5 separate regions of the Homo sapiens genome follow, and all the other regions are linked to region 2. A link is a loop called in an ENCODE intact Hi-C map of the cell type or tissue named here. Cell type or tissue: sigmoid colon. All regions are shown on one strand.

Region 1 (5,000 bases), 130 kb after region 2:
AACTGCCTTGTAGAGTCTATCTAAAAGAATAGCCATCAAAAATAAAAATACAAAACTCAAAAATTTATGGGGGAAAATTCACTTGTTCTCAACCATATTTTTATTAATAGGAAAATACAACATGAAACAGAATTCTGAAAGGAAAAGGAGGAGAAGATGTATTTGTCAACTGAAATTCATAGTCCAGTGGCATTTTAGCAGGTCTGGTATTCTGCTTTTTGCTCTCCCACTACTTACTTGTGAGGCCTTGTTCACATAATTTTAGCTCATTTGTAAATGGAATTACCAAGGACATCTGGTTAAACACCCAGAAAACATGACATAGTCAGAACCCAATACCAAATCTGATTTCATGGTTACCCTGAAAATCCACAGGATCCCCCATCCATTCCCAGCCTCTTAATCCAACCAAGTTTAGAGATTATTGTCAATCATCAACCATTCTGGGGAGGCAAGTCCATTTGATCAATGCAATGGATCAAAAGACGAGTTATTTCAAACATCCACTCTGTGTACCTAACAATCGCCTCATTAACTTATTTATGCCAACAAAAACCCTTCTGGTGTCATTTCCAATTTCAATAGGATTTTAAAAGGAAGGTAAACTCTAATTTAGAACCCATGTGCCCAAAGCTGTGCTAGGCACCTTCACATAGTGATACAGGAGTTAAGAAGAAATTACTTAGGCAGATAGGGTACAGAAGTCCTCAGTAAGGTTTTCCTTTTAATGAAAAGCAGCTCCAAATCATTTTCTAACAAAGAGCAGCCTGTAAAGTCCAGCTGCAGACACAGACAGGCAAGCTGGGAACTTGCACGGGTGAATGCCAGAAGGAAAGAACTACCTGGGACTAGGCATATTCAAAATGGTGGCTCCATCTTCCGTTCTCTGCCAACCACATGTGTAGTAAGAAGGAGACAAGATGGCGCTGGCCAAGGGGAAAGTTTATTTGCATAATAACATTAGGGTGGGGCGACCAGCCTTCCCCACGGCTATGTAAACGTCACACCTGACTGAACCAATCTGTGAGCCCTACTTAAATCAGACACTGCCTCCTCAAGCCGGACTACAAAGTCCGGCGCATCCACTACCGGTTGCTCTTTTCCTCTCGGAAGTCCCCTCTCTTACTAGAGAGAGAGCTGTTTTCCTTTCTTTTTTTCTCTTTATTCTGCCCATTAAACTTCCACTCCTAAACTCCTCGCGTGTGTTCGTGTCCTAAATTTTCTTGGTGCAAGACGACGAACCCCAGGTATTTACCCCACACAATGTAGCTGCTTCAATAGTGCTTTTATTTAAAGTCAAACATAAACTGCTATATTGCGACCTGACAGGTCTATTCTTATAGGCTGTGCGAGGATTAATAAAGATAGTGGACTGCTAGTGCTCTATCAATGGCAAAATTAAATAAATGTTAAATATTATATTTCAGGTCACATGGAGGTTCAATTCCATACATGTCTCACCAAGGCTCCCTCCCTCAGCTCTAAGCTTATAGTCTATGGTCTAAAGAGCCTCAAGGATGGTTCGATAACAGCAATGATATCAAAGTCCAAAGAATTGTCTTGGATGTTAAACTGGAGGTACTAAGGTGGTAAAGAATTGTAAGGAAGGCCGGGCGCAGTGGCTCACGCCTGTAATCCCAGCACTTTGGGAGGCTGAGGCAGGCGGATCACAAGGTCAGGAGTTAAAGACTGGCCTGAGCAACATGGTGAAACTCCATCTCTACTAAAAATAAAAAAATTAGATGGGGGTGGTGGCAGGTGCCTGTAATCCCAGCTACTCAGGAGGCTGAGGCAGGGGAATCGTCTGAAACTGGGAGGCAGAAGTTGCAGTGAGCCAAGACAGTGCCATTGCACTCCAGCCTGGGTGACAGGGCGAGACTGTCTCAAAACAAAAACCAAACCAAAACAAACAAACAAAGAATTGGAAGGAAAACTTAGCCAAAGGGCTAGATCTTTATTGGTTGTTACTTATGCAGGGAGAGGTAGCTAAGAGAACATGGGACTTTAGGGCCAGAGACCTGGGTGTACAGCATGGGCTTTTTCAAAGTGCTGAGGGTCTGATTTTAGACAAATCACATATCCTTCTTAGTGACCAATTTCCTTTTCTTTTTCCATTTTATTATACAAAAGTAGAGAGAATAATGAACCCCAACTTACTCATCACCTGGCTTCAACAATGATTAACTCATAGCCAAACAGTTCATCTGTCACCCAGCCTCCCTTCCTGGATTGTTGATGCATTGGTTATCTATTACTGCGTAACAAATTATCCCAAAACTTAGTGGCTTAGAACAAGCATTTATTATCTCACACTTCCTGTGCGTCAGGAATTTGGAAGCAGCTGGGTGGCTCTGGCTCAGAGTCTCTCACAAAGCTATAGTCAGGATGTAGGCAGGAACTGCAGTCATTCAAAGGCTTAGAGCTAAGGCTAAAGAAGGGAATGGCAATAGGTCCCTAAGCCAAAACTGGCCTACAGCCTGTTCGGTAAACAAAGTTTACTGGAACATAGCCACGCTCTTTCATTTACGTATGTCTAAGACTGCTTTTGCATTACAGCAGCAGAACTATTAGCTGTGATAGAGACTGGATGGCCCACGTGCCTAAAGTATTTATTATCTGGCCCTTTACAGAAAAAGTTTGCCAACTCCTAGCCCAGAGAATCTGTTTCCAAGATCACTTGCTCCCATGGTTGTTGGCAATAAGCCATGTTCCTAGTCCTGTAGGCTTCTACACTGGCTGGCTGAGTGTCCTCACAACATGGCAGCTAGCTTCGCAAGAGGAAGAGTGATTCAAGAGGGAGAAGGCAGAAGCCATCATGTTGTTTAATGACCTGGCCTCAGAAGAAACATAACGTCATTTCTACAGTATTCTACTGATCACACAGAAAAATCAAGATACAAAGTGGGAGAGGACTCCACAAGGGCATAAATACTAGGCAGCAGGGATCACTGTAGAACATCGTAGAAGCTGACAACAACAGCTGGAGATCCATTCCTTAATCTGTAAAGTCAGAATTCCTAAAAAGATCATTTCTATAGAATTTTTCAACTCTAACATTGGACAATTATATGATGCAGAGAACTTCTGATATATTTTTGTGTTTCAATCATAGATGTATTCAATTAGTATTTGTTGCATTTTTTTTTTTTTTTGAGATGGAGTCTTGCTCTGTTGCCCAGGCTGGAGTGTGATCTTGGCTCAATGCAACCTCCGCCTCCCGGGTTCAAGCAATTCTCCTGCCTCAGCCTCCTCAGTAGCTGGGACTACAGCTGTGCACCACCATGGCTGGCTAATTCTTTGTATTTTTGTAGAGATGGGGTTTCACCATGTTGGCCAGGCTGGTCTTGAACTCCTGACCTCAAACAATCCACCCACCTCGGCCTCCCAAAGTGCTGGGATGACAGGCGTGAGCTACTGCACCCAGCTGTTGCTGAATTTTAATATCTGTATTTTCATTTTGAGTTACATATGGGTTCACTATATTACTATTTATGTTCTCATAAGCATTATTTCTTTATGAAGTGATTATTTTCCTTTAGGTAGTATTTAAAAGAGTTCTTAAATCCAAACATTTCTTGTTTTCTACATTCTATTCTTAAGAGAAAGAAACAAATGAGCAAACATGTTGTTCTTAGGGCTTTACTTTAAAAGTCTAAATTTCCTAGCCTATCAATCACTAATATATTTCAGCCCAGTTTCTCTATGTTTATTACATAATATAATATTCAGTCATATTCTTGAGATCCTATAGCATTGGAAATCAAGTAAAAAATATGCTGGGCACAGTGGCTCACGCCAGTAATCCCAACACTTTGAGAGGCTGAGGAGGGTGGATTGCTTGAGCCCAGGAGTTTGAGACCAGCCTGGGCAACATGATGAAACCCTGTCTCTACAAAAAATACAAAAATTAGCCCTTCATGGTGGCGCACACCTGTAGTCCCAGATACTCAGGAGGCTGAGGTGTGAGGATAGCTTGAGCCCAGGAGGTGCAGGTTGCAGGTTGCAGTGAGCTGTGAACATGCTACTGTACTCCAGCCTGGGCAACAGAGCCAGACCCTGTCTCAAAAAAGAAAAAGAAAAACAAAAACAAAAAGCAAAAGCAAAGGAAAAAGACAAAGAAAAAGAAAAGGAAAAAGAAAGGAAAGGAAAGGAATACTGTTTGTTACAGTAAACAAAAAATTTCCTATTTTAGCAGTTTACTAGTAATTAAAAACAAAGTTTTTTTTTAAGTGTGGTTTCCTACACTTTTGGTGTAGGAAAGTATATTAAATATTTAATAATGGTTTCCTGAATCTAATACCCAACTATAACACACACAGGATAATTTCAAAGTCAAAGGATTAGCACTTAATAGTTGAAAAAAGGCACAAAGGGATGGGGCTTTGACCTTAATGATGTTCACTTAATTAATGACTATTTCATTCAACGATTATAAATCTACATTTCTGGAGTAATCCTGCTTCCAAAAAGCTTCTTGTCTGGTAGTCATAGACCAGTATCTTTAAATTCGATGATGCCAACAGTATAATCTTTTAAAAAGAATTGGCCAGGGGCCAAGCACGGTGGCTCACACCTGTAATCCCAGCACTTTGGGAGGCCAAAATGGATGCATCACTTGAGGTCAAGAGTTTGAGACCAGCCTGGCCAACATGGCGAAACCCTGTCTCTACTAAAAATACAAAAATTAGCTGGGCATGGAGGCACACACCTGTAGTCCCAGCTACTCGGGAGGCTGAGGTGGGAGAATTGCTTGAACCCAGGAGGTGGAAGTTGCAGGGAACCCAGATTGCGCCACCACACTCCAGGGTAGATGACAGAGCAAGACTGTCTCAAGAAAAGAACTGGCCAGGGCTGGGAGCGGTGGCTCACACTTGTAATCCCAGCACTTTGGAAGGCCAATGTGGGTGAATTGCTTGAGCTCAGAAGATCTAGACCAGCCTGGGGAACATGGTGAAACTTTGTTTCTACAAAAAATAAAAATAATAATTAGCTGGGCATGG
Region 2 (5,000 bases):
TAAGGACTGGCATTTCCAATTCTTGTTTGCAACTATCAGAAATATCTCTCTCTCACACACACACACACACACACACACACACACACACACACACAGGACCTTAACTGACATCTGAGATAAAAGAGTAGAAGATGTTAACTGATGCCCATAGGGTGGTGAAGGAGTCTTTGAGGAACTCTTTAGGTCATTCCAATTAAGTATTATTTTGATCCTACTGGGGTGAAGCCAGGATCTAGAAATGCACAAGTATAAATGTATGAAATAACTAGTTAAATATGTAAAAGGGAATGTTGTTAAATAAAATGTCACAACTCAAAATTGAACTGTGTATGAATATTCAATGTCTGTTGTTTTAAATACATTTATTTTAAAATTTGAAATAAATTACAAAAACTAACAATATCCAGAGAAGATAACCTTGTTACATATGCTGCTTTTGGGGTTCCAAAGATGAAAATGACAATTCTTTCATCAGTCTGCTCAATTTTCACATTTTGATCTAATTTGTGGCACCTCCCTGGTTTCCTTCCAATAAACAACATCTTCCTTAAACTGGTGGCATTATGTTATTTTTGAGATCTGAATCACAGAGACTGTAATACAAGCAAGCATGCTTCATCTTGTCGTTTTGTAGAATGCTGTACATCTAATTAAAGCTTCTTACAGGTCCATAAAAAGACCCAACATTAAAAAAGCAGTGTGTTGGAGAAAGCCCCAGGGCAGAGTGGAAAAGGAGTTTCTTCATTAACTATAAGCACATTTGCTTAAATTCCAACTTAAGTAATACTATTAATTTGTACTTGAATATCTTAAAATATTGCCGAAGCATAATCAAATCATGTCACCACATTTATGGTGTGGAACCAAAACTGGGTCATATTCTTGCCAGCAGCACTTCAGCTACCCAAGAAATACTGGGGATGAATAAATGATTTACCATGTGGCCAGTACTGCGTCCTTCTCTAGAAGAGTATTGCAGCCAACTTCATTTAAATCAATTTATTATTTTGCCCTTTTTCATTTGTTTTGCTCTTTTATGCCTTGTTTTCCTTAGAAAATTTATTCAAAACCTAGTTAAACAGCAGCAATATAAATACTTTATTTTTCAAGAGCTTATATATTATCGTCATTGTTCTGTAGTTACTGATATAACTCAGGGACTACAGACCCAGGGGTGGAGGCCTTCGACCACTGGAAATCCCTTGGGAGACCATTACAGTGGTATTTTCTCCCTTTAGTTGGCTACAGAGTTCCCTGAATAGTGATATCTCCCTGAGGAGAAAAGTGCATGGTCTTCCTGATTTCTAGCAACAAAAGGACAAATTCTACAAATCCAAGTTAGGAGCTCTTGCTTAATATGCTGCTACAGTTACGATTTCCATGTCAAAATGAGATGACTCTTTTATGGTCTTTTCAGGTCAGAGTGATCCCAGGTGGGACCCTAAGGCGCAGAGGCCTAATCTGAGGCTTTCCCTGGTGCTCTCCCACCACCTGATGCAAGGGTATTAGGGTAACTGGGAGTCCCCTTGATCAGAAAACCCTATGTTATTACCCTAAGAATCAAACTGTTTGCACCTCCCAACAATCCACTCCTGCTTCCCAATCATCTTCAGACATGCAAAGTTGATGCATAGAAGCTAAAAGGCTTTTGACATTTGCAGGTCAACAGAGATTTGCTAAAACCATCTAGATTTCTCTTCGCAGTCCAGTCAATTCAACCAAGCCTGCAGCATCTCCGCAGCTCTTCTGGCTTGTGTCCTTCCTTGCTAGGGGTCCTTTCTTGGGGAAGGGTGGACACAACGTGGGAACAGAAGGGGAAAAGCAGGTTGAAGAAATCTGGCGTCTGGTTTGTTGGTGTTCCCTTCCAGGAACCCTGAAGAGCTGGTCTCTATTGCATGCCATGCTTCCAGGGGTGGGAGTCGGGAGTCCCCTCCCACCCTCTGCGGCCATCCCTAAGCTCCCTTCCAGAGCAACCTGGCCTGGCGACCATACCACTGAACCATCAAGGGCTATGGTTAATGCCCGGCGTGTTTTGAATCTCTGACTTCACGTGCTTTGATGTGTCCCCACGACCGTTTACTTTTCTATGCTGTTGCCAGAGGCTGCCTAGCAGGGCCTGTGTCTCCCGCTGACCTTTAAGGCCAGCACTGCATTCAGATGTTGGGCTTTTCCAATTTTGCTTAAATAACAACAAAATCAACCGAATTTTTTCAAATTAGAGTCCCAGGGAGAAGAAACTACAGAGAAAAAAATCATATTATGTATATATATGTATATACATATGTGCATGTGTGTATGTATATGTATTTTTACAATTTTTTTATCCTTGTTTAAACCTGGGCGGGAACCAAAGAGTAAAGCGCGTGCGGCTCCCTGCCCCCTGCCGCCAAGACGCAGTCCTGTACAGACGCGGTCCCTTCCCTCCGATTTCCCCTGACAGCTCGCGCTACTTTTTCCCGGCCATTGTTCCGTGTCCCTGGTGCTTCCTCCTCCCCCGTCCTCCATCCTCCTTGGGCGCCTTGCCCGCTTTGTCCCGCCAGCCGCCTCAGCCCCGACTCGCCGGGGTCAGAAAGCCGCCAGGATGCCCTCCAGCAGCCCGCGCGCCGGCCGCAGGTGCGCGCCGCCCCGCCCTGCCCTTCCCGCGGCCCCGCCCCAGCGCTGACGTCACAGTGACGCGCAGCCCGCGCAGGCGCAGCTACCCGGCACCCCCTCCCCGCGGCCGGCAGCCCGCTCGGTATTATGATTAGCGCTGGGTGCGGGGTTTCGGCGGCCGGGAGGGAGTTGTCGGCGCCGCGGCCGCTGCGGACGGACGCTCGCCTGCCGGCTGAGGTAGGGGCGAGCGCGGAGCGCGGCGGGGCGCGGCGGCCGTAGGCAGGGGTGCGGGGCCGGCCTCCGCCGCCTCAGTAGCCTCCGCTGTTGCCGGGCTGGGCGCCCGGGCCGGGGCGCTCGCCGCAGGCGGAAAGTAAGTTGCGCTCTCGGCGCCGGCCGCAGCGCGCGGCCCGGGAGGACGCGGGGCCCGGGCTGCGGTGGCCCGGACCCCGCGGCGCGGCCTGGCGGCGGGGCGGCGGCGGGGCCCGGCGGGAGCCGTCACTGCGGCGGCGGCCGCGGTCGCCTGGAGGCCCTGCCCTTGCGGCCGCGGCGGGATTGCGGCACCTCGGAAGGCGCCCGCATCCCCGCGCCCCGCCCCGGAGCGGGCCGAGTGCGGCGCCCGCGGGGCCCCGCGCCCTGGGCGCTTGGTAGGGTGTGTGTTCTTTGAATGCGTTTTCCCCTTTCAGAAGACTGTAGAAATCCGGCCTCAGCAAAAGGGTTCCGTGGTCAAACTGCTTTACAATAGAGTGGGGATGTTGTCTGTAGAGAAAGGGCAAAGGGGTAAGGAAAGAGGAGCAGTGCCATTCCCGAGGGAGAGCTAGAATTTTTGCAGACTGGGAGACTGGGAAATCTACGTTCTTTTCCATAGTCATCGCCTGTTGATTTCTTTCTGGTCCATTTTACAGGGACCTTCCTGCCTTTTACTTGGACTTGGGTTGCAGGAAAGTGGCAGCCTTTTATCTTCGGGGTTCTTGGAGCTGTGCTATTTGTAACTGTTGGATCGCATACAGTCCAGTAGTTTCATAGGGAGTTTCAGGCTTTGGGGAGAATTTAGCAGTGGAGTTCCTAAATCTATAGAGGTCTGAGGATATGGGACCTTTCAAACTGTCATGTTACTTTCCACCCCCCTTCCCTTTAATTATGTGCATTCTTAAAGTCTTAGGAACCGTGGTAAAGTTGACTTAATGCCTTAAACATTTTGTCAGGTTTTAAGGTGAAGCATGGCTTGCAAGTGTTGGACATCCTGTTGAATCTCCACCAAGTTCCTATCAAACATGAAATGCCTGAGTTTGGGCTCCTTGTATGGGATTGGAGCACTATGTCCCAAACCAGTCTTTAACTTATCAGAATATATACAGCAGTGTACTTTAAAGCCCGGGTTGTCAAGGCTTATGTAATCAGTTTGTTAATTTATAATCTCGTTACATTGCTTTCCAGATTTATAAAATAATTCCCTTAAGGAAATCTGTCCTCAACGTCTGCTTAAATATTTCTCTTGGAATTGGATTCTTGAAGAGGAATGTACTGTACAAGTGATGATTAAAGCATACTAATTAGACAAGTTTCTTTTTTTAAAGAACACCAAATACCAAATTTTTAATCTGATTATCTGTGTAATTGTCCTTGAGAGGAGAACAGGTGGACATTCCCATTTTACAGAACTAGAAATGAGAGAAATTACATGACATTTCCAAGGTCACATATTGAAGCAGTGTAGAAAGTCAGGTGCACAGTGCTAACTTTTTATAATACTCTCATCCTGAAGGCTTTTCAGGCAGGAAACTTTCAGTGCCACCTTTCAATTTTTTTTTAAATTTGTATAATCAGTTTTTAATTGTTCATTTTGTGCACAAAAATTACTCTCACCGTATTTTTTAATAATTCTGAGTATTTTTTTCTGTTTTACTGCAGTAAGATCCATTAGTCTAAAACATGCTAGAACTCAGAAGTTGTACTAATTTTATTTTTCTAGACCAGAAGTATAGGTTGGGTCTTTATGGTTTAGATTTAATCACATAATCCTAAAAGAAAGGCTTTTAAATGTCCTTATTAAAATTGAAGGGCTTTCGTGATATTTTTACTGGTCACAGGAAATACTGTTCATCTGAACTTCACTGTGAGTACTTCCCTCATACAGAAAGTGAAACCAAATAGAAAAATATTTATTTCTGGAGATACTGAGCAGCCATGGTTCTAAGTACTGGTATAAATAAGACATGATTTCTTCCCTGTAGCAGCTTGTCTAATCCTAAGAGCTCTTTACACTGCCCAAGAAGAAAAGGGTACAAATGAACTTTCCATAGGCCAGAATCTTAGGAATTAAAAACCGTAGATGAGAAACTCTAGACTTAATGTAACTGCATCCCAGCTGTTTGCTTAAAGATAGAGTGTTTATAACTAAGATGCTTTAG
Region 3 (5,000 bases), 320 kb before region 2:
AATTACAGATGCAGTCTATTTCATAGGAAGATTTCAGATTTTAAAAATTTTCTTTCTGTTGTATTTTTCTGAAAAAATTTTCATTTCCTGTTAAACTTGTAAATGTAGTGGCGTAAAGTTATTCATATTATTTTATTTTTAATTATTATAGAATCTGCACTTATGTCTTTTTCATTCATGAAAAAGAGGTTATTTGTGACCTCTCATTTTTCTTGATCAATCTCACTAGAAGTTTATCCATGCTATTTGTCTTTTCAAAGGACTTTAAATTTAACTTTAATCTTCTTTATTGTATGTTTGTTTTCCCTTTTATTAATTTTTGCTCTCATCTTTACTAACTTCTTCCTTCTATCCTTTGTTTTTGCTTTTCTTTTTCTAACTTGGGCTAGTGTTTAACTGTTTAGTTTTCCACCTTTTTATTTTTTAATATATGAGTTTAGGCTGTAAACTTCTCTGTATTTACTACTTTGTCTGCATCTCCAAATGTTGCTATCTTCATTTTCATTCAGTTCCAAAAATTTTCTAATTTATATTATGAATATATTCTTTGATCCATTTGTTATTTAAAAGTGTATTTCTTAATTTCAAAATACATGAGGATTTTCTAGTTATTTTTTGTAACTGATTTCTAGCTTGGCTGAATACTTTTAAAATAATATACTCTTATGATTTCAGTCCTTTGAAATATGTTGCGACTGTACAATGGACACTTAATTTTAAGAAATGTTCCATACTTTAAAACAACATATATATTTTGCAATTTTTGGTTGCAGTATTCTATAAAGATCCATCAGGCCAACTTTGTTTTATATTCTTCAAATCTCTTATACCTCGACTAATATTTGTCTGTTTGTTCTATCGTTATTTTAACCTCTCCTATTGCTTCTGGATGTGTCCGTGTTTCCTTGTTTGCTTGGTAAACTTGGAGGCCATGTTTTCGAGTCTGCAGAGGGCCTAATGAGTTGGAGCTGGCATGACTGAAATGTCAGTGGATGGGTAGGCTTCATGCCACTGTCTGTGGTCCTGAAATGTCGTGCTCAAGATCCATTTTTAATTTTTTCTCCTAACCTGGGACAGCAGTGGTTCCTATGGATTCTTGCAGGGATTCTGAGACTGGGTAGGGGAAAGGTAACAAGTTGGGGAGAAAGGAGAGAGGAGAGAAACAGACAAGGGATCAGGAAAGCAGAGTTGCCAAAGGATTACCAGGGAGAAAAAAGAGAGGTTGTTATTTTGAAATGTTTTCAAATATTCCTGGTTGACAAAAAGGAAATTATTACTTTTGCAGAGAAAGTTTTGAGGGCTTTCCCCTATTGCTTCCCACAATACCCTCAAATGCTACCCTTGTGAAGATGGGTATTTTGTATCCCTCAAACACAACAGAAAGCTCAGCTTCTTGCTCTGTGAAGTCCAGAGGTGACCCTGCTCAGACTCCATGCACAGCATCCTGTTCTCTTTGGCTAGAATTCCTCTCCCCAACCCCCCATTTATAGTCCATCTGGAGAACTACTCATCCTAAACACTCTTTTGGCTCAGAAGCCCTGGAGGCCTTAGCTCATCAACTCAGGCAAGTTGAATTCCTCTTTCTCCTCCAGGTATCAAGAGAAGCCTGCTAACTCCTTTCTCATAGCTCTGGTTATATTATTCATGTTCATGACTGTCTGTTGCCCACCTAGAGATACTTGCGGGCAGAGGACTGGTGTTCTAGTCATCTTTGTCACCCTAGCCCCATACACAATTATTGGCACATAGGAGGTACTTAATATGTATTGAATCGAGTGAGTGAAATGATTTCTGAAGTCAGTGGATATATCATATATTGGACAGTTGAATCACTTTTATATTAGTTTGCTCAAAAACATTTATTAAGCTCATTCTCCATGCCAAGCATCATGTTTGGTGCTAAGATTACATCTTTGAACAAACTGTCCTCATATTGTTCAGGAAAACCCCTAAGTAGATAGGCAGCCATATATGGTAGAAGACAGGAACTGTGACAAGAAATATATTTTTATAAATCCCACATTGAGAGTTCAGCTGGCAGTAAATAGGAGTAGGGTGGGGTTTGTGCAGGTTAAAGTCTATAAAATGCCATGGCAAGAGGTTGAATTAGAGCCTGATTATGAAGTTAGGAGGCCCAAAACACAGTGGGCACATATTCACAGATCTTGTTGAGGAACAGATGGAGGGATCAACTGTGTTCACTGCCCTTTATTTATCTTATTTCTCTCTCCACCCCTGTGAAGCCAAGACATTATACAGTAGCTAGGAAAGACTCACGGCTGAATCTGGGCATGGAACAACTTCCATATGGAATGTTGGCCACTTGGTGGTGCTATTTGCTTCTTCAAATTCTCGTTATTTAAAATATTTCTTTCTTGTACCGTTGATTCTGGGATCAGCCTGGATGTGTCAAACACTGCCTGCCAGGCTTAGAGCTCAGTGCATTTCTTCCCTTTTATTCCTGCTGATGGGATTGCTGGCCATGACCGGTGAGAGGAATCAAGGAACCCATTACTATGAGTTCTCAGGATTCATCTTCAAATCTCAAATGATGTGGTCAATTAAACCAAATTAAAAACAAGCTCTTGTTAAAAGCAAGTTAAAAACAAGCTCTTGACCTTGAGAAGAAATGATTGGTATTAGGAAGACTGTTGAGCTGATACTGCCCTTCATTCATTCTCTACCCTGGTGCTTGGATACAGGAGCAAAGTAAGAAAATAATCACAGCTTTATTGAGGGCTCTATGAGCAAGGCTTGGTGAGGATGGAAGAGAATGGAGCTATCAGTTGATGAGAACCTACTAGGTGTTGAGCTCCTTACATTCATTGCCTATTTAAAACTTTCTAACAACTTCATGTGTAAGCGTTGTCCCGATTTAAAAAAAAAAATAGATGTGGAAACTGAACCTGGAGAAGGTGTGTAATTTGTCCAAGGTTGCACAGGCAAAGGGGCAAAATTCAGCTTTAAACCCAGGACTGTTTCCACAGCTCCAAGTTCCCTTTATTCATGGGATTTGTAAGATGGAGCCCCTGCCACTGTAGCATTTATAACTTACTTTGGAGAATAAGATTCCTGAAAGTACGTTTAATAAAAAAAAAAGATGTCCAGCTATGTACGGCAGCTCACGCCTGTAATCCCAGCACTTTGAGAGGCAAAGGGGGGAGGATAGCTTGAGGCTAAGAGTTTAAGACTAACCTGGGCAACATGGCAAGACCCTGTCTCTAAAAAACAAAATTAGCCAGTTGTGGTGGCATGCACCTGTAGTCCAAGCTACTCAGGAGGCTAAGGTGAGAGGGTCGCTTGAGCCCAGGAGTTTGAGGCTGCAGTGAGCCATGATGGCGCCACTGCACTCCAGTGCAGAGTGCAGGCTACAGAATGAGACCCCATCACAAAAAAAGAAAAGAAAAAAGACGCCAACAACTTAATATTAATGAAAGATATCTTTGCTGACATGTAAATGGTCACAATATATTGTTAAGTGAGAAAAAGCAAGCTTGAGACTAGCAAGGTAGTCTTTAGCAGAGGCAAATATTGAGATTTATTGTACCCTCCACCCAGATCAAGGTAGCATAGAAGGCTTCCTCAAGTTTTCTTACAGTCAGTCTCCTCCCAAGGGTTAGATATCATTATGATTTATATTACTATAGGTTAGTGTTATCTATTCTACATATAAATAAAATCATTTAATATGTACTCTTTTATGTTTAGATGCTTTCACCACAATATATCTGTGAGATTTATCCATGTTGTATGCAGCAGAGGCTTTTTAAAATTGCTGAATACTCTTCCATTGACTGAATATACCACAAGTTGATGGATATTTGGTTGGTTTTAGGTTTGGGACTATTGTGAATAAAGCTAGTATGAACATCCTTTTATATGCCTTTGGGATAACTTATTCAGTACTCCTTTTTGGAGAGAGATATATTATGTATATGTATCTATTTACATATGTATATGTAAATAGATACATATACATAATATATGTATATGTATGCTAAACATATGCCTACCCTATAATAAAACAATTCCATTCACATATATATGTATTTGTATATATGTAAATATATAGCCTGTATGAAAAAGCAAGCTTGAGACTAGCATAATTAATTTGGTCGTAATACACACTTTTTTTGGTCATAATATACACATACGTAATATACACATACATATATATGGGAATGGAACTGTTATAGGGTAGGCAATTGCATTTTTTACATATTGAAGGTTTATGACAAACCTGCATTGAGCAAGCCTATCAGCGCCGTTTTTCCAACATCATCTTCTCACTTCATATCTCTGTATCACATTTTGGTAATTCTTGCAATATTTTAAAGTCCTTCATTGTTATTACATCTGTTATAGCAATCTGTGATCAATGATCTTAGTTGTTAGTATTGTAATAGTTTTGGAGCACCATGACCCTCATCCATATAAGACGGCAAAGTTACTCAATAAATGTTGGGTGTGTTCTGACTGCTCCAGGAAGCAGCCATTTTCTCCATCACCCTCCCACTCCTCAGACCTTAATAATATTTAAATTAGGCCAACTAATAACTATAAAATGGCCTCTAAGTGTTCAGGTGAAAGGAAGAGTCACACATCTCTTACTTTTAATTAAAAGCTAGAAATGATTAAGCTTAGTGAAGATGGCATGTGAAAAGTCAAGACAGGCCAAAAGTTGAGCCCCTTGCCCCAAACAGCCAATTTGTGAATGCAAAGGAAAAGTTCTTGAAGGAAATTAGAAGTGCTACCCTAGTGAATTCACGAAAGTGAAATAACTTTTAGTGGTCTGGATAGAGGATTAAACGAGACACAACATTCCCTTAAGCCAAAGCCGAATCCAGAGCAAGATCCTAACTCTCTCCAGTTCTATGAAGGCTGAGAGATGAGGAAGCTGCAGAAGAACAGTTTGAAGCTAGCGGAGGTTGGTTTGTGAGGTTTAAGGAACAAAGCTGCCTTCATAACATAAAAGAGCAAGATGAAGCAGCAAGTGCTGA
Region 4 (5,000 bases), 400 kb after region 2:
TCTCTTTCTCTCTTTTTTTCTTTCTTTTCTTTTTTTGTGACTGTGCAGCAGGCACAGGCATCTTTGAGAGCAGACTCCAGGTCCATAAAGACCAAAGCGCTACAGGAGTTGCTGCAAAATCCTAAGGTTTCATTACTGGACTCAGTACCACTGGGCTTGCACTGTGTTCCAGGCGGTAGGGTCTTCAACAGACACTCTGAGAGGTGGGATTGTAGGGCATCAGTTTCTGCAGACACACTACAAGTGTCTGGCAACACTATTGTGGAGGCTAAAGTAACTCCATCTCAGATGCTAATCCACAATGTTGATTTCTGAGTAACCCCAGTTTTGGGAAGGCCTCCAAGTTTTCTACTTTATCTATTGTTCCTTGTATAAGAGCATGTGACAGGCTGTTCTTACATTGTTATAAAGAAATACAGCTGGGCGCGGTGGCTCATGCCTGTGATCCCAGCACTTTGGGAGGCAGTGGAGGGAGGATCATTTGAGGTCACGAGTTCAAGACCAGCCTGGCCAACATGGTGAAACCCCATCTCTACTAAAAATACAAAAAATTAGCTGGGCGTGGTGGCGGGTGCCTGGAATCCCAGCTACTCAGGAGGCTGAGGCAGGAGAATTGCTTGAACCTGGGAGGTGCAGGTCATAGAGAGCCAAGATCATGCCACTGCACTCCAGCCAGGGCAACAGAGTGAAACTCCGTCTTAGAAAAAAAAAAAAAAAGAATTACCTGGGACTGGGTAATTTATAAAGAAAGGTTAATTGGCTCATGGTTCTGCAGGCTATACAGGTGCTGGTATCAGCTTGGCTTCTGGAAAGGCCACAGGGAGCATTTACTCACGGCAGAGGGCAAAGCGGGAGCAGGCATCTTACATGACTAGAGCAGGAGCAAGAGAGTGAGGGGTAGGTGCCATACACTTTTAAACAACCAGATCTCACAAGAACTTACTATTGCAAGGACAGCATTAAGGGGATAGTGCCAAATCATTCATGAGAAATTCACCCCCAGAATCTAATCACCACCCATCAAACCCCACCTCTAACACTGGAGATCACAATTCAACATGAGATTTAGAGAGGACAACACCCAAATTGTATCAGAGCACATACTTACCTACCTGCCCTTAGGTCAAAACAACCTTAGTCTGGGAGGGTAACAGCACAGAGATTTACCTGTCTTGCTGCTGTCCAAGACCATGCTTCTGTCCGTAAGTTCCCTAATAAATCACCTTTTGCTGACAAGCTGGATTTGTCTCCTTCATTCTTTAGTTTCTCAGCTCCTTCTGTATTTGGAGGTCACTTTGAATATACGGCCCTTTCATGAAACAACCAGGAATTCCTGTAAAAATGTTTTTTATATGTTCTGGTCTTCCCTAAAATATTTTATGAATTAGATCAAACACAATAAAAAATGTATTAGTTATTACTATGCCTAAGAGATTATAAGTGGCTTTCCCCCCTCTAAATTACAGAAGACACCATTCCTATCCTAGAGGACTTTCTCGTGTAGTTGGAAAGATATTCGATAATGTTTATTTAAAAGCTGTAACAATTACACAAGGCTGAGAACCTGAGAGCTAGATGGGTGATAAAGACAGGTTTACAGTGGGGCTCAGAGGAGAGAAAAAGAGGGAGGAGAGTCAGGGAAGGAGAACAATGAACTGAGTCTAAAATAAAGGTTAATATATTCGCGTAGGATCTATCAAAACAGGAGCAGTATTTCAACCCATTGTTTTCAAGCACCTAGAACAAAGTGAGCCCATAGTAGACACACACCAAACATAAATGGATGAGTAGTAGTGGGTGGCAGAATTCCAAAAGCAGGTTGCACCTGATTGCTAAAAGGCTTGAAAACAGGTCAAGAAATACTGCTATTTAGGTTAGTCATTTCACCTCAATAACTCGAAGTACCTAAACATAGACTTTTTTTTTTTTTTTTGAGACGGAGTTTCGTTCTTGTTGCCCAGGCTGGAGTGCAATGGTGCGATCTCGGCTCACCGCAACCTCCGCCTCCCGAGTTCAAGCGATTCTCCTACCTCAGGCTCCCGAGTAGCTGGAATTACAGGTATGCGCCACCGCGCCCGGCTAATTTTGTATTTTTAATAGAGACGGGGTTTCTTCAGCTCAGGCTGGTCTCCAACTCCCGACCTCAGAAAATCCGCCCGCCTTGGCCGCCCAAAGTGCTGGGATTACAGGCCTGAGCCACCGCGCCCGGCCAACACCGACTCTTTTCACCCTCCCAGGTATCTAGAGAGTCGAGTGGGAGGGAAATTGCTGGCTCTGGCCACTACAGTAACATCAGCACCTAGAGCAGTGCTCAACTGACTGAAGGCTCCTGTGAGTCGCCCTCTCCCCCTGGCCCCCCAACCCGCGGGGAAAGGCTGGCGGGACGCCACACAGCACCTCGATTACGCCATTTCATTTGCCACTGCACCATCTATCGGACACTAGCTAGGCTCTTCCAGGACCGGACGCACCTCCGTCCCCAAGGTGCCACCTGACAGCCAACACCGACGGGGTGATGCATGAATACAGTCATTATTCAAATTAGCTAAAACACCTAACTCATTCGGGTGAGTCTCGCCAGTCCCTCTGGGCTGACTGTCCCGCCCCGCGCTTACACCCGGGAGCGTCGGGCGGGAGAACTAGTGCATGCTGGCTGGGGATGGCGGACGCAAAGCCGGAGGCAAGGCCGCGCACGCGCAAACGCGGGCGCGCCGCCGGGCCGTGCTAGTGCGCGGAAGACGCATGCGCTGGCGGCCTGCGCCGCCTTAAGTGCCGCGCCAGCCCGGGGCGGCCCAGTCGGCCTGTCAGCCGGCTTCGAGATAAGTCCCGGCGCTTGCGCGGCGGCGGCTATGGCGGCGGAGGAGGAGGAGGTGGACTCTGCCGACACCGGAGAGAGGTAAGCGCAGCCGGCAGGGGGCTTCGTGTGTCTCCGGCGCGCACCCTCCGCGCGGGCCGGGTTAGGGCCCAGCGGGCAGCACCAAGGAGTCGCCGCCCGCCTGGCGACGACGGGCGGCTTCCTCGACCCTCCCCGGCATGAGTCCGCGCGGCGCCCAGAGGCGTCCCGGCGCCGCTCTGCCTGGGAGAGGCTCCCCTCAGCGTCGGGGCCCCGAGGTGTCTGAGCCGGACTCCGGCCGCGCCGGGAGGCCGCCTTGACCCCGCGCGGAGGGTCCGCCCCGTTGTTGTATAAGCCACCCCGCGGGCCGGCGACGGAGCTGGCCGCGGCGGCCGCACCGGCTCGGGCTCTGCCAAGGGACCCGGCCTGCCCCAATGCCGCCGGCGGGCGGTGCCCGGTCGACCCTGCACCTGACTGCGAGGCGCGGGAAATGACCGGGTCTGTCAGCCTCCCATCGCGGCTTCCGTCTACAGGTACTACCTGTGCTCTGTCCAGCCTCAGCCACTGGACGATCCTTCCCGTAGCCGTAGGAAGGGGCGGCGCTTCCTTGGAGGGGATATTAGAGGCCCGAATTCGCCCGGGAAGCGGCGGGAGGGCGGGGGTGCCGGGAAGGAGGGAGGGGAGAAGGAGTGAGGGAAGTGGGTGTATGGCTGTGAGTTTCAGATACTTCATAGAAAGAAAGTTAGCCCTTAAGATAGAGATACACGTTCAAATGTCATAATTCATCTTTCGGATGAAGGTCTTTGGCTTGCAAGCTCCACTGTCCCTTATTTGTTTGCGCTTCTGGGATTATTCTGGCTTTACTGGCGAAGTGTGTGTTGCATGTGCCTTAGAAGAACACACATAATGTATAGGAAACTGTGGAAGTTGGAGGGCAGATGTCTAATGTGAAACTTTTTTATATACAGGTATAGTGAGTTTATTCTTTTCTACACCTAAATGACTTCTTGCACTTGTTAGTAGAAGAATAGTAGTTAATGAGTGGAATAATTAAATTGTTATGGAGGTTATTGCCTTGTTTCTCAAGGCCTGTCGTTTGTATTGGAAAGTAAACTTCCCCCATATATATTTAATTTTTTGACGTCGGTTCTACTTCAGACGTCTGGAGAAATTTGCCTAGGAAACATAACCTAAATGATAGAATATGGAGTACCATGAAGACAGGGATATTTGGAAAGATGTCATGGGGAAAAATTGTGAAATATTAGAAAGGAAGTTATTCTCTTGAGTTTTGTTTATTTGTTGAGGTTTGTTGATGAACTTCCTCGTTGCACTGAGGTGAAATGTTGAATGTCATGTGGACGCAAGTAGGAACGTAATTGGTAGGTTGTGTTCTCATCTTGTTTGTCACAACATTTTTGACTCTTGACACTACTTTCAGGTGGACTATTTGGTTTTGATGTAGTGGGGCCTTGGAGTCCAGGACACAATCGTGAAAGGGTTTTATGGCTTGGAGTGATGGTTGGAGGTCATTGGAGGTAGATGATTAAAAAATCCTTAGCAGCTGATCAGCCATAGTTTCTAGACAGAAGTGGGCTTCGCTGGTATTCTTGGCAATATGCTTTAGCAGTGTCCAGTGACTATCCCCAGAAGTGATCCTGTTAAATCCAAGGTTGCCCCTGTGTGCTGGGTATTATTGTTCCCATTTTGCAGTTGAAACTGCCACTGTAAAGGCTGCTAACAGCCTGCCAGCAAGTAGCAGGGCTGGATTGGAACCCTTTGTGGAACCCTTTGAGGTGTCTGGATTTAATCTAAGGTGCTTACCCTGTATCCCTGCTGCCTGTCACTGGAATTGGGACTCATGTGGGATGTTTGGCTCTTGTTTGAATACAGTTCCCTACCCTTAAGACATTTGAGGTTTAGATAGGGAGATAACATTAACAAAGGAAAGTTATAAAATGGTCATCTGATGGCTTTTTGGAGAATATGATTCTTGTCCTTTGCTTTGTGGCACTTAGTGAAGACAGGCATACTGGGATCCATTTTGCTTTCAACATCCAACCCCTTTCAGTTGCAATACAGTTGAGAAAGCTAAATGTAATGAGAGTAGAGTAGACTTCTGTGAATTGCTTTAAGTTGTCCTAGAGAATGATTTAGTGTCAATTGA
Region 5 (5,000 bases), 340 kb after region 2:
TCAATGTCAATTTTCTGGTTTCAACAATTGCACCATCGTCATCTAAGATGTTCACATCTGGGGAAGCTAGGTGAAGGGCATAAGGAAATTTGTACTATTTTTGCAACTTTTTGTAAATCTAAAATTATTTCAAAACAAGAAACTTTTTAAAAAGAGCCTCTTCCAGGGGCTGGGCACAGTAGCTGAGGCTTGTAATCCCAGCACTTTGGGAGTCCATGGGGGGTGGATCTATTGAGCTCAGGAGTTCAAGACCAGCCTGGGCAACATGGCGAAACCCTGTCTCTACAATAAATACAAAAAAAAAGAAAAAAAAAATTAGCTGGATACGGTGAAGCTCTCGCCTGTAGTCCCAGCTACCCAGGAGGCTGAGATGGGAGGATCACCTGACCCCAGAGGTCAAGGCTGCAGTGAGCTGTGACTGCACCACTGCACGCACTGCAGTTTGGGCAACAGAGTGAGACCTTGTCCAAAAAAAAAAAAAAAAAAAATCCTCTTCCACCCAAAATTCCGTAATTTCCTAACACATACACACAAAAACTCATACACATTAAAAATAACAGTTTTGGATTCACACATGACATGAGATTTATTGTGAGCTTTTAACCATTAAAACAAAGGTTTACTGCTTATAAAAACAGAAGGCTAGAGACAATTTAACTGACAGATGAGAAAAAGGCTTAGTACAGCTCTCATGCAAGCCATGACAAATATATCCATTTGAGGAACACTGATTTTTCACCTCCAAGCACAGTACTAGGCACATAACTAAAACTCTAATATTTAAAAAAAGAATGAATCCACATGATGAATGATTATACAAGCATTTTCAAAGATGTTTAAGAAGAATTTGATCCACAAAAATGCTAAGTGAGAAAATGTAAGGTGGAAAGAAAAAGCAAAAGTATGAAGTAATATAACAATATTACCCCAATTAGGTAACAATACTACCCTAATTTTGTGTACATTCATATACACAAAAATACAAAAATTAGGAAGAAATGCATCAAAATGTTATTACATGTGGCAAAACTACAGATTTTAATTTTCATCCTTATAATTTTCTCTGTCTTCCAAGTTGTCTACAATGAAAAAAGTTGGCCAGCACAGTGGCTCACGTCTGTAATCCCAGCACTTTGGGAGGCCGAGGTGGGAGGATTACCTGAGGTCAGGAGTTCAAGACCAGCCTGGCCAACATGGTGGAACCCCATCTCTACTAAAAACACAAAAATTAGCCGGGCATGGTGGCAGGCGCCTATAATCCCAGCTACTCGGGAGAATCGCTTGAACCCGAGAGGCGGAGGTTGCAGTGAGCAGACATTGTGCCACTGCACTCCAGCCTGAGCGACAGAGCAAGACTCCGTCTCAAAAAAAACAAAAAGAAAAAAGTTTCAGTGGGTTTAAGTGCATTTACACACTTCAATTTATCAAGACTTTTCTATGCCCTTCCATTATTTTAGATCTTTCAAATTTCATTCATCTGCAACTCTACGATTCTTTCAGCAACAGCTGTTCAGAACAGATGATTTACTTTCCATAGCGAATTTTAAACTGTTTATCATGCAGAATGGGCCCTTAGAAAACATCTAGTCCTCTAGATTTGTATGACTTTAAATTAAAAGTAGACACTACAAAGTGGATTTAACCGCTTTAAACCCCACAGGATTAGATTTAAACTCCGCAGGATTTAAGGCAATATGATACAACTGTGTCTTGAGTCTGAATAAACCTCAGCTGCACTTTTTAAGTCTGGGATCTCCATACACCGTCCTGCTGGAATATAAGGTTTTACAGAAGGCAGCGCACACCAATGCTGGTGCTGTGAAGGCACCCACAAAATCAGACGCTGCCTATAGGGGAGAACCCCATTCCATCCACGTTTCTCAGGTGTCCCAGGCACTAGCCAGACAGGTATCTATTATTTAAACTGTACAGTATGTCCCAGTCAAAAGCCTGGAAACTCAGTCACCTCGATGTGAGCATTATCCTGCAAGCCCGCTCCGGCCAAACCTGCTTGGAGACAGCCTAGTCCGCCCTGATCCCCGGACTGCCCGGGAAGCAAGAACCCCGGGACCCGCGAGCTGACCCTTCTAAAAACCACCCTTCACTCCGCTCCGCCGACCACCCCACTCACTGCCTCCTTCCCCAAAGCGCTGAGGCCCCCAACATCCTCCATCCTGACTTCACCAGCCCCAAATTTCCGCCTCACCGCCTTTCTCTCAGGACTCAAACCCTCGCCCCAGACCCATAATCCCCTCCACAAACCTCTCCCCTCCCCTGCGACCGCCGCTCCCCGCAACACCTTCACTCGTCCCTGCCCCCACAGCCCCCGCGCCCATCCTGGTCCCACTTCCCATCCCCAGGGGTGCTGGCACCGGGAGGCGGCCCGGGAACGCAGGGCGGCGACCAGGCGGAGCTCCTGGAGCCTGCAGCGGCCGGGGCTCTGTGGCTGCAAGGGGCCGGGCTCTGCTGCGGACAGCTGGGGGGTCCGAGGTGCCCTCCCCGACTCACCAGCCGCCGCAGCGCTCCACGTCTTCGGAGGCGGGTCCGAGAGCCGGCGAGAACCGGAGGCCGGGCGAAAGAGTGCTCGGTGCGGGGGGCGGGCCAGGCCAGTGGGGCGGGCGCCGCCGAGCGCTGGGCGTGGCGGACGCGGCGGGGCCTAGATGCGGTCACACGCAGGGGGGCGGGGCCGCGGCGGGAGAGGCGGGGCCTCACTGGGCGGTAGCTCCGGGAGGGGCGGAACTGCGGTGGGAGGGGCGGGGCCTCACTGGGCGATCGTAGTGGACGAGAACCTAGACTGGAACCGGTCCGAAGAAAAAAAGGCAGCCCTCATTGGGCTGTCGCCTGGAACAGGAGACCAGGCCGGGAGAAAGGGAGGGGCGTGCCTAACGTACTGTACCACCCATCGAAATCCGGACGGCAGCGGGAGAGGCGCGGCCGAGAAGGCAGAGGCCTGGTTGGGCTGTCACTCCGAGCCGGGGCGGCATGTGGCTGGGCTCTCCAACCGCGAGCGGTCGGGGCAGGGGAAAGGAATACGCCCCTTCACATTTCCCTCTTCCATCTCTTAAAGACCAGAACCTAATTTTCTGGTCACTTTCAGGTATAAGAACAAGTCTCATTTTAACTGTAGCTCACTTTCAAGTTGTGAAAAACGCAGATCCTTTTATAATTAAAACCTAACATCCAACCACAGCCAAATCCCAAAACCCTTGCTCCTCCTAGAAATCGCCAGACACCTTTCCACCTCCAGGCTCAGAGTCTGCCCCAGCCATTCCTTCTGCCCAGAAAGCTCTTCCCTCGGTTGGCTGCTTGGCTCACTTCCTCACCTCCCTCAGTGTTTGCTGGGCTCTCACTTTCTCCCTGAGGCCCTTTCTGACCATCCTACTTAATACCTGTTCTCATCTGCTCCTCACCCCACCATTTCCTTACCTGCTCTCCTATTTCTTCTGTCCACCACACTTTTTGACTTTTTGTTGTTGTTGTTTTGAGATAGAGCCTCGCAATGTCACCCAGGCTGGAGTGCAGTGGCGCAGTCTCGGCTCACTGCAACCTCCGCCTCCCGGGTTCAAGCGATTCTCCTGCCTCAGCCTCCTGAGTAGCTGGGATTACAGGCGCGCACCATCATGCCCAGCTAATTTTTGTATTTTTTGTAGAGACAGGGTTTCACTATGTTGGCCAGGCTGGTCTAGAACTCCTGACCTCAGGTGATCCGCCTGCCTCGGTTTCCCAAAGTGCTGGGATTACAGGCGTGAGCCACCGCGCCCTGCCGGCTTTAAGTGTTTTTAGTTACCCAGGGTCTACCACAGTCTGAAAATAGGTGAGGCCAGAACAATAAGATATTTGGAGAGAGAGAGAGAGACCATATTCACCTTTTATTACAGTCTATTTTTATAATTGTTCTATTTTATTATTATTCATTGTTGTTAATCCCTTACTGTACCTAATTTATAAATGAAACTTTATCATAGTATGTATGTATGTGTAGGAAAAAACATAGTATACATAGAGTTTTATACTATCCTCAGTTTCAAGCATCCACTGTGGATCTTGGAATGTATCTCCCACAGATAATGGAGGATTACCAGCCCCAATGTTTAGAACAGTGTTAGGTCCATAGCAGACAAGCAATAATTCTGAAATGAAAAATTTAAAAAATGAATGAACACTTTCTGCCTCCATACATCCAGCTTTGGCCAGATCAATGCCTCAACAAACTGCAGTGCGGAGAAGGCTGGTCTGTTCTTTACTCCCCACCCTTCTCTGGGTCTTCCAGGTTCCAGGCAGGAGGCAGGGAAACTAAAAGAAAGGAGCAGAAGACTCGTTACTTGGTAGGAGCAGTTTGTCATTCTTTCTAGTCCTCCGATGCTATCATGGCAGCTCACAACATTATTAACCAGTTTTTGTGCAGCTATCTTTTTGTAGGTCCTGTGTGGTTATGTTCAGAAGTTCTCTCTTTCTTCTGAAAATCAGGACAAATTATTTATGAACTTCAATAAGTTTAGACATGAATTACTCCTTAGACTTTTGTTTTTAAATTGTACTCTTCTTATCTTCTCATCCTAGAACGCACGGCCATCCTCCATATAATTTCATTTTCTTATATTTATGTGGCTGGAGGAATTAGGAAGAAAAATGAATGGAAATATAAAAGTCATTTTCTCTTGTATAATCTTATTTCATCTCCACAATTAACAAATTAAAACTTTCTGTTAAGTATAGCAAATTGTTGGACAGCATAAATGGCAAACCTGAGTTAATGACATAGATCCCTATATAGTAGTCCCCCTTAGCCACATTTCAATACCCCCACTGGATGCCTGAAACCACAGATAGTACTGAACCCTGTATATATTATGTTTTTTCGACCTGATAGCCTAGATGGCTGCTAAGTGACCAAAAGGTATGTAGCATTGATATAGTTTGGATCTGTGTCCTCACTTAAATCTCATGCTGAATTGTAATCTCCAGTATTGGGGGTGGGGCCTGGTGCAAGGTGATTGGAT

What was found. Peaks named below come from ENCODE experiments on the same cell type or tissue, not always from the same donor. Only the 100,000 strongest peaks of a DNase experiment are listed, where the experiment ranks them.
Region 1: a loop joins it to region 2, with 2.4 times the contacts of the local background. A loop is called at or near these places in 4 of 110 quality-filtered maps.
Region 3: it touches region 2 in a loop (4-fold over the local background); 4 of 110 quality-filtered maps call a loop at or near these places.
Region 4: it touches region 2 in a loop (4-fold over the local background); 9 of 110 quality-filtered maps call a loop at or near these places.
Region 5: it touches region 2 in a loop (4-fold over the local background); 8 of 110 quality-filtered maps call a loop at or near these places.

What each region holds. Positions count from the first base shown.
Region 1 is chr3:43,416,390-43,421,389 of GRCh38, forward strand. The region is part of intron 12 of ANO10 (anoctamin 10); the gene reads right to left. Among named protein-coding and RNA genes, the nearest start is that of SNRK-AS1, 67 kb to the left of the region's middle. In sigmoid colon, no CTCF peak of the experiment used is centred here; a DNase peak (open chromatin) is centred at 2,705; H3K27ac peaks cover 718 bases.
Region 2 is chr3:43,283,847-43,288,846 of GRCh38, forward strand. SNRK (SNF related kinase) reads left to right here and starts at 2,694. Exons shown (of 7, transcript NM_017719.5): 1 at 2,694-2,829. RefSeq lists an enhancer at 2,434-2,934 and silencers at 2,539-2,938, 3,179-3,228. In sigmoid colon, a CTCF peak has its summit at 2,391 (motif pointing left); DNase peaks (open chromatin) are centred at 1,995 and 2,655; H3K4me3 peaks cover 2,833 bases; H3K27ac peaks cover 1,660 bases.
Region 3 is chr3:42,959,481-42,964,480 of GRCh38, forward strand. No RefSeq gene overlaps it. Among named protein-coding and RNA genes, the nearest start is that of GASK1A, 17 kb to the right of the region's middle. In sigmoid colon, a CTCF peak has its summit at 2,322 (motif pointing right); no DNase peak of the experiment used is centred here.
Region 4 is chr3:43,688,144-43,693,143 of GRCh38, forward strand. It overlaps ABHD5 (abhydrolase domain containing 5, lysophosphatidic acid acyltransferase), which reads left to right and starts at 2,795. Exons shown (of 7, transcript NM_016006.6): 1 at 2,795-2,896. The coding sequence starts at 2,850. It also overlaps a transcript of ANO10 not described here and the pseudogene TUBAP3. RefSeq lists a silencer at 2,967-3,446. In sigmoid colon, CTCF peaks have their summits at 3,010 and 3,236; DNase peaks (open chromatin) are centred at 2,758 and 3,418; H3K4me3 peaks cover 2,191 bases; H3K27ac peaks cover 1,816 bases.
Region 5 is chr3:43,619,401-43,624,400 of GRCh38, forward strand. It overlaps ANO10 (anoctamin 10), which reads right to left and starts at 2,611. Exons shown (of 13, transcript NM_018075.5): 1 at 2,509-2,611. RefSeq lists a silencer at 2,325-2,824 and enhancers at 2,880-3,532, 3,533-4,185. In sigmoid colon, no CTCF peak of the experiment used is centred here; a DNase peak (open chromatin) is centred at 2,821; H3K4me3 peaks cover 2,017 bases; H3K27ac peaks cover 1,068 bases.